2 separate regions of the Mus musculus genome follow, and region 1 is linked to region 2. A link is a loop called in an ENCODE intact Hi-C map of the cell type or tissue named here. Cell type or tissue: gastrocnemius. All regions are shown on one strand. Each heading gives the region's core, and the rest is flanking DNA. Links, peaks and the distances in the headings are about the cores only. Region 1 overlaps Zfp541 (zinc finger protein 541). Region 2 holds the start of Meis3 (Meis homeobox 3).

Evidence for each region. A loop is a pair of places that touch in the nucleus more often than their neighbours do. Peaks named below come from ENCODE experiments on the same cell type or tissue, not always from the same donor. Only the 100,000 strongest peaks of a DNase experiment are listed, where the experiment ranks them.
Region 1: a loop joins it to region 2, with 2.5 times the contacts of the local background. A loop is called at or near these places in 1 of 42 quality-filtered maps.

The regions. Positions count from the first base shown.
Region 1 is chr7:16,090,090-16,094,476 of GRCm38, reverse strand. Zfp541 (zinc finger protein 541) reads right to left here. Exons shown (of 16, transcript NM_001099277.2): 10 at 3,975-4,117; 11 at 3,566-3,669; 12 at 2,116-2,191; 13 at 1,550-1,638. Among named protein-coding and RNA genes, the nearest start is that of Napa, 6.3 kb to the left of the region's middle. In gastrocnemius, for the core only: no CTCF peak of the experiment used is centred there; no DNase peak of the experiment used is centred there.
Region 2 is chr7:16,172,964-16,177,350 of GRCm38, reverse strand. Meis3 (Meis homeobox 3) reads right to left here and starts at 1,956. Exons shown (of 13, transcript NM_008627.4): 1 at 1,784-1,956. The coding sequence starts at 1,795. In gastrocnemius, for the core only: a CTCF peak has its summit at 2,273 (motif pointing right); DNase peaks (open chromatin) are centred at 1,470, 1,999 and 2,193; H3K4me3 peaks cover 1,649 bases; H3K27ac peaks cover 1,441 bases.

The DNA.
Region 1 (4,387 bases), core at 196-4,195, 83 kb after region 2:
CAGCTAAGGCTGCACAGAGAAACCCTGTCTTGAAAAACAAAACAAAGCACCAATCAATTAAATAAACAACAAACCAATGACTTCTAGATCCCAGTGTAGTGAGTGACATGGGGCCATAATCCTAGATCTCAGGAGGTTGAGGCAGGAGGACTGAGAGCCTGAGGCCAGCCTGGGCTACACACTGATGCCTTATATCAAGAAAGAAAGAGCCTCTGGATGGTGGTGGAGGGAACAGAAATGGAGAGCTGGAGGTGGGACCTAGTGGTAGAGAGATTGCTTACTATGAAAGAGGACGTGGGTTCCATTCCCAGCACCAAGCAGAGGAGGCAGCAGAAGGGAGGTAGGATGGGAGGAAACTTTGGCTGCCCAGGAAACTTTCCCAGGAAATTAATTGGCCAAGTGAGCACCTCACTCCAGAGTACACTTTCTCCACATGGATCTGAAACTGCTTATGTGCTGTCACAAACTAGAAGTCAACAAGCACATCCTCTGCTTAGGAAACAGCACCAAGTTAAAAGGAAATGGAAGCTGGTTTCTGCTTCTGAGAAAGATAGAAAGAACAACAGGAACGAATTCACCTTCTAGCCAAAAACGACCAAAGAAACAGTGCTGGGAAGGGTAGTGAGCTCTGAGAGCAGACTCTGTACATGATGCTCATAACCACTTTATTTTATAATTGCCCAGCCTGGAACCCCCTCAAATGCCCATCAACTACAAGTGATTAAATACAACTGTAGTACATCCATGCAGCACAGTATTATTTAGCAGCAGAAAGGGTGAACTATTAATAAATGCAACACAAATGAACCTCAAAGTAAGTATACTGAGTATAAGCAGCTAGATAAAGTGTGAAACAAATGCTGTTTGGCTGCCCTAGTGATACAAAAGTCCAGAAAGTACAGCTTTCTTACAGACCAGGGCTGACCAGGGACATGGAGGGTTAGGCACAGTGGCATGTGCGATAGGCTGTCAGGGAAGGAAGAAGTACTGGGGCATCACAGAGACGTGGCTATCTTGCCTGTGGTGACAATCCTATGGATTCATACATATGTAAAATATTTGTCCCAGTACCTTGATTATGTGTAGTTTTATGTCTTAAAAAACAAAACAAAACAGAAAAGAGTTGGGTGGTAGTGGCACATCCCTTTAATTCCAGCAAAGGCAGGTGGATCTTTGTGAGTTTGAAGCCAACGTGGTCTACATAGTGGGACAGTCAGAACTACATAGAGAGACTGTCTCAAACAAACAAACAAACAAACAAACAACACCAAAAAACAAACACCAACAACAAAAACAGAAGAGAGAATTAGGTTTTATGTTCATGTATTTTTCAGCACATGCACAGGAGTAAATCAGGACAGAGAAAGGCAGCAAGTGCTGAGCTGGAGTGAGCAGCACTTACTGATGAGAAGCAGTGCAGCAGCAGGGTAGCCTTCTAAGGTACTGAAGCGTAACAAGCCGCTTACAAGGTACTGAATGTGCTGCAGGCAGGTAGGGACAGTTGTGCCCTCGAGGCAGGGCTTGCTGCCCCAGCCCTCTGTCATCTTACCATCTTGTGTATCAGGTAAAAGTCCTTCTTGTGGGCACAGAATGCCTTCTTGAAGAGCCTCTTCTCCATGGGGGTCCAGATGTCTGAACCTGCCGGGGAGCAGCCAGGGCAAGGTAGGTTTTTCTCAAGGGACCACAGCCTGACTGACATTATGAACATTGATGATGTACTAATTTCAGTCTTCCCTGGTGTTACAAAGCTGGGGACTCACTATCCTCATGCTATAGATGTGAGCAACTGGCTGGGGCCTTAGTGGCCTAACAAAAGCAGGTGGGCTCAAGCTGCCTGACTTTGATGTGCTCAGCTTAAGTTCATATCCCCTGCTCTAGTCAGGAACACTGATCTTGCTGGAAGAATTCTGAGTGAATGATGGAACAGGGCTGGTGGGTTTAGTGAACTCAAGGCAGTGCCTGCTGAATCCCCCCTGGAAAGAACAGACCCCTTCAGAAAGACAAACAAAGGCTCTGGAAAGAAGGCCAAGGGGAAGAGGCAGAAGTGAAGTTTGCTATCAGCCCTGGCAGGAATCAGCCAGGTCCCCGCTATCATGCAGCCCTTTCTCTTGTCACCTGTGTATCGATAGTCAGCCAGTGGGTGAGTCCGGGGCTTCTGGGGTCCTCTGAGTAACAGAGTCTCCAGGGCAACCTGGAAGGACAGGAGATGTGGGCCAGTCACAAGGCATGGGAATCAGGGACTGTCTCCATTCTTCTTTCTTTCATTGAAAAACAAATGTCTCTATAGTCAACTTGTTCAAGGTGACCTACAGGTGTTTGGTCCTTATGCTGGTGGAAAATTTGTTGGCCCATGATGACTTCACTAAGCACCCCTTTGAATATCATATTTGCCTTCACAATATGACATTTTCATGAAGAATACTGTGTGTGGGTTTGGGAGGCACATTCTCCTACCCACCAGAGGCTGCTGCCTAGAAGAGTGCCATCTCAGTGGGCACTCCGTTTTATTCCCTCTTCTGCACTTCATCCTGGGCTGCCTTTTCCTTTCAGCTCAGCCGGGGATGGAGCCTGGACCTTACATATGAGCTATGCCACTGGCCTTTGACTTTTGAGACAGAACTTCATACTGTAACCCAGGCTGGTCTTAAACTTATTCCAAGTGCTGGAAGCACAGGTGTGAGCAACCACATCCCTCAGCAATATACTTTTAAAGCTTTTGACTCTCGAATTACAAGCCCTGTGAGGTATGGGCTACTCTAATCCCAGTGAGGACTAGACCTTTTTTAGGATCTGATATAAAACAAAAATGAGGATTTCCACCTAGTGGTGGTCACACCTTTAATCCCAGCACTTGGGAGATAGAGGCAGGTGGATCTCTTAGTTCAAAGCCAAACTGGGATACAGAGTAATTTCCAGGACAGGCAGGGACACTCTGAAAACAAAAACAAAACCAAACCTCCCAAAGATTTCCATTCAGAACGTCTAAAGACTCCGTAGATAAGACAATGGAGTATTAATAGCAAGAGCAGAGCCCTGCATGGTTGAGTCCCAGTGGTACTCAGTATACACATGTCAGACACTGTTCCAGTGGTACTCAGTATACACACGTCAGACACTGCCCCTCAGCTTGGCAGAAAGCATGGTCCAGGACTAAGTCTCAGGTCTTAAACACTGCTCCTCCTACACTGTCCCAGAACCCTTTCTCCCGGAGTAGTGGTTCTCAACCTTCTGAATGCTGTGATCTTTTAATACAGTTCCTTATGTTGTGGTGACCTCCAACCATAAAACTATTTTCAGTGTTATTTTGTAACTGTAGTTTTGCTGTTGTTATGAATCATAATATAAATATCTTTGTTTTTAATTGGTCTTTGGGTAACTCCAAAATGGTCATGGCCCACAGGTTGAGAACTGCAGTCCTAGAGGATCTATAATTGACAGACAAATCCTGTAACTGACCAGCCTTTACTCCCGTACTCTGCAGACTTAGATCTTCACCTTCCCTCAGCTGGGCCATCCAAGTCCCAGAAAGCCCAGCCTCAGGTGTACAGGGTGCCTAGGGTCTCACCTGAACACTGCCCTGGGCATCATGCAGGCAGTGCAGGGCAAGCTCCAGGTTGGTGCCCCCTCCTGGCATCACACTGGAGCATGCTACATTGCAGAGCTCCATCACTGTGGTCCCAGCAAAGCCGAAGAACATTAGGAAGAAGAAATGAAGTCAGGCACATGAGACAGTTAGCCTTCCCCATAGCACAGGGGCTTCTGGTCAATTCCCTTTCCCTTACATTCCCAAGGTGGAGGCAGTCTGAATAAGGGGAACAAAGAGGAACCATAGAAGCCCTGGCCTGGCACCTGCACTGGCAAGTAAGAGGTGGGGGAGGGCAATGCAACGAGGGAGAGATGCTGGGCCGAGGGTACATTTCCTGGGTTGGATAAGAAAGAAGGAGCCCTGGGATCTGACTCAAAGCCTCAGCCACCTCTGTCCTGGGTCTCTGGGTTGGTCATCACATCTCCCCATGGCTTCCAGACCAGAGAAGCTACATTCTCATCCACTCTGGCCAGCAGCCTCTCCTGCAGTTCTGGGATCTCCGCCTGAAATCTGCTTCCTACGTTGATATGTCTGAAACAAGGCCATACACAAACATTGAGATGCAAAGTTGCTTAAGCCAGGAGACCGTAGAGATGTACCATGCATTCTGCTCACAGCCACAGCCTGCTCAGAGCAGTTTGCTGCCATTTCTCAGACATGGTGGCTGCTTATTACCTTCATCACCCGACAGACACAGGCATTTCAGAACACTCTATGTGCTGACACTGACCACCTGTGTCCAGTCCCAACCCACAAATGCCCTTGCCTCCTGTACTATGCTTTCACCACTTCTGCCCAGAA
Region 2 (4,387 bases), core at 257-4,256:
GGGCTCAGTCTCCTTACCCAAGGTCACACAATGTGTACTTCAGTATTCAAGGATCCCAGCCTTCGCAGAATCACACAGAGCAGTCCAAGCAGGCATGAGAGTCCTGTTCAGGACCCCAAAGGGACATCTAGGAAGGAGTTGGATGGCTAGGAACTGAGGGAGAGATAATGGCAAAGAAGCATAGAGACAGAGATGTTGGGGGAACCAGCCAGGGAGGGAGAACAGCGAGGAAAGCACAGGGTCTGACAGGAGGTACAACCTGGAAAAATCCAAAAAATTCACCTGCATATGCACAGCTTCTTCCTATTTATTTTACAAGTGTATGTTTTATTTTTGTAGTATTGGGTTCCAGGGCCTGGTGCATCCTAGCCAGGGGCTCTACCACTGAGCCACGCCCCCAGCCCCTCACTGGGGGATTCAAGGCAGGGGCTCTACCACTGAGCCACGTCCCCAGCCCCTCACTGGGGGATTCTAGGCAGGGGCTCTACCCCCGAGCCACGCCCCCAGCCCCTCACTGGGGGATTCTAGGCAGGGGCTCTACCACTGAGCCACGCCCCCAGCCCCCTCACTGGGGGATTCTAGGCAGGGCTCTACCAGCTTTGTTTGGTTTTGAGATAGAATCTTACTTTGCAGCCCATGCTGGCCTGGAACTCAGAGCAATTCTCCTGCTTTGACCTCTGGAGTGCTATTACACTACACACCTCTGAATGTCTTAACAATTTATCACATCCAACATGTAAATTCACCATACCCATATCCACACAGAGTTGGGCACACAGCCGACATGCACATGCATGTGATACATATGCACATGTATGCTATAGGGTAGGTTCTCCAGAGCATGCAGGCTTAGAGCACTACACCCCGAATTGCAAGAGACAACTACACACACACACACGCACACACACACAGAGAGAGAGAGAGAGAGAGAGAGAGAGAGAGAGAGAGAGAGAGAGAGAGAGAGAAACATTCACATATACTTACACAGAGAGACAGAGACAGAGACAGACAGACAGTCAGTCAGTCAGTCAGAGCGCACCTAGCACCAAGTTGGAATTGAATGAATGAGGAAATGAAAGACATTTAGCACAATCAGACAACAGTCAATAAATACATTTGGGGGAGGGTAACCCTATTCTACCATGCAAACAGTCCCAACCAGAAACAAGAGTATAGGAGCCAGATTTCTGGGTCCTCCTGTTACGGAATCACAATGGGGCAGCAGGACCTTTGATCTCCAGGTAGAAGACGGTTCTTAGCAGTGGGGAGACTGGGGCGCCAAGAGGCAAAGGGCTCACTGGTATGAGGCAGAGGGTCCTGTGTTCTCCAGCCGACCTGGGCGCACTGGGCCATCTGGGTGGCTGTCACTCCTCTTTTGCTTCCGCAGGCTAACTTCTCTAAGCATCCTGAAGTGAATTCACCTGCTCCCAGCTGCCCACCGTGAACCCAGACGATGGGGTCTTTACCTCCTGCCAGGTTCGTCTCCAAACCTCCCTACACTCAGGGCTCGCATCTCTCCCCTGCTCTCCCTTGTCTGGCAGCTTGGTGAGATGTCCCACCCCTAACCCCAGGGTGGGTCTCAGACAACAGAAGCCTGGGGAAAAGCAGACAGGAAGAGGGTAGAGATGGGGAAGACCCAAGAGATAGAGGGAGTAGGGGAGGGGGGGTGAGGGGGAGAGAGTGACAGAGAGGAATAGAGGGAGGGGCAGAAGGAACTCTAAGGGGCAAAAAGGGACATTTAGAGGCAGAAAGAGGCTCAGGGCGGGACGGCACAGTCACCTACCCTCCGGGCCATGAGCCGGCGCCGCCTGTCCTGGGCTCGGGAGGTCACGGCCTGGAGCTCATCGCGGCAGGAGGTCCCCGAGGTCCCCGCCGGGTGCCAGGGTCTCCGAGTGGCCAAGACCCGCGGATCGCGGCCGAGGGTGGCGGCGGCTCCTCCGCTCACACGGGCCCGGCCTGTGTCACATCCGGAAGTTCACGCGGAGACGCTTAACCCGCTGTCTGCCGGAGCGGGGCCTCCTCCCGAGCGGCCCCTCTCCTGTCTTGTCCCTCCCCTCTCCTCTGAGTCCCCTCCTCCCTCTCCTTCTCTGCCTCCCCTTCTTCCCTCCGTGCTGTCCCCTCCCTCCTCCTCTCCTCTTCCTGGACTCCAGGTCTGCCTCCACCCACCTTGGCCTTTGTATGTCAGATTCGCGGGGTCTTGTGTCTGGAGCTTCCCGCGGTCCCCACCCTCCCTCTTGGTCCTCACTGCTTCTTGCTCTCTCCCTGCCTGGCCGCCAGGGGTCTGCAGTAGCTTTTTGCCCCTCCTCTCTGGTCACTCTTCTGTCTCTGTCTCTCCTGTCTAACCATGAGACGGGATTAAAGCAAACCAGGCACAGGAAAGAACCAAGCTTATATTTTCGTTTGTCTTCTTGCTCCGTTTCTGTCCCTTGTCTCCCCTGGGGGGACAAGGGGGCTGTCGGCCCGAGGCTCCAGTGTGTGTCTAGAAGTGGCAAAGTATTGAGCTGCTGTGCTTCCCTCAGGGATGTGTGTGCCTCTGTCCTTCTGAGCCCTGTGTTCAGGAAGGCCCTTAGCCTGGATGAAGCCCTCTCAGCTGCCCCTAGGGGAGCAGCCTGGGACCTCCGAGCCTTGCGGGGGTGGGAGGGTGGGGGTGGGGTGGGGTGTAAATCGTGGGTCTAGCCACTGAGGCGGTGCAGACAAAAGCTGTCAGTCAAACCCCAAGACAAGCTTTGGAGTGAAATTCCAGTGGCAAAAAGTAATTGTGCCGGGTGTGTGTGGTACTCAGGGAGACTGAGGCAGGAGGAGCATGAGTTGGATGCAAGCCTGCTTATACGGTAAGATTCTGTCTCCAAAAACCAGAGGAAAAGAGGAGGATGTGGGTTGGGGGAGGAAGAGGAAGGAAGGAAAGAAAGGGAACCTGAGAAAGGGACAGAGAAGGGAACAGAATCAGAGAGAGAGAGAGAGAGAGAGAGAGAGAGAGAGAGAGAGAGAGAGAGAGAGAGAGAGAGAGAGAGCGCAGAGAGTGGAGGCAGCTGAGAGCCTGCTCACTGACTCTCTCACTGTTGGTGGTGTGAGCCCCGCTGGGCTAGCTGGAGGTACATTTTATGACTCCCATAAACAGGCCTCGCACTCCTTCATCTTCTCTGCTGGAAATAAAACAAAAGCCAGGGCAGGGGTGACAGGTGGGGAGGGCCTGAGAGGCTATGGAGGAGGGAGGACCCTGCTTCTTCTCAGCTCCTCTTATTGTCCTGAGTGTGCCCCTCTTTCTCCTCACCCTGTTCTGTCACCTGGGACACCCACAGATCCTGATGGAGTCCAGACCTTTCTCTAACATGCCTTTCACTCTCTGCAACAAACCAGGGCTCTAGATTTCAGGGGGCCTTGCCTGACTGTGGGCTTATCACACTGAGTGGGGTCCCCCTTCAGGTTTCCCCACTTTGGCCCTTTGAGGCTGGCGGGGAGTGGGGTTAGCTACACACATGTACCCCAACATAGGTACTGTGAGGTAGAAGATTAATCGAAGTAACTTTCAATTAAATGTGTAAAGACCCTGCCAGCTCTTCCCTCCCTGACTACCCTCATTGGAGATTTGTGGAGGGGAACACAGCAGTCTAGGGTCACAGCATTGATTTGTGTCTTGGGGCAGTCACCTTTGTCCTCATGGGACTGGATTTTTGGGTAGGGGGATGGCAGGGTCTCATGTGACCCAGGGTAACAAACTCTCTATGCAGTAAAGGGTGACCTTGATGCATGATCTTCCTGCCTCCCGAGTGCTAGGATTCATTGCTGTGCCCGATTCAGAAGCTGAGCCTGAGCCAGGGAGCCACCTCACTCAGTCTAAGGTGGAAGGAGGGAAAGGGGTGGACAGAGAAGGGCATGAGGGCGTGGTGGTGACAGAAATAAGAGGATGTGTGTGCCCACAGAGAGCTGGCTGCTGTTACTCTGAACAAGAACAATCTAACAGTTCCCAGCAAGAAGCAGGGGCTAGGGCTCGTGGGCATAAATCTTTTTAATTAATGAAAGGGACTAGTGGGGGGAAGATGGAGAGTGTCTGGGTGAGAAATTGATAGGAGAGGCGGTGACTTCGGGAAGGAGGCTGGCAGAGCTCACACGCCCCAGTCTAACACATCTGCATATATTTGCACATGTGTGCCTGCACATGTACACACACACACACACACACACACACACACACACACACACACACACACACACACTCTGTGTATGTGCACAATCTCTGGCCTGTTCTCCCCTGAGCTCTAGCCAACTTGATATGGTTATTTCCCTAACATGATGCTGGGACCCTTTCTCTGGGACAGGAGGGGCTGTGGCAGCCAGAGGGGGCTTATTGACTAGTGTCCCCTCTGGGAGGGTGGTGTTTGGGCCACTC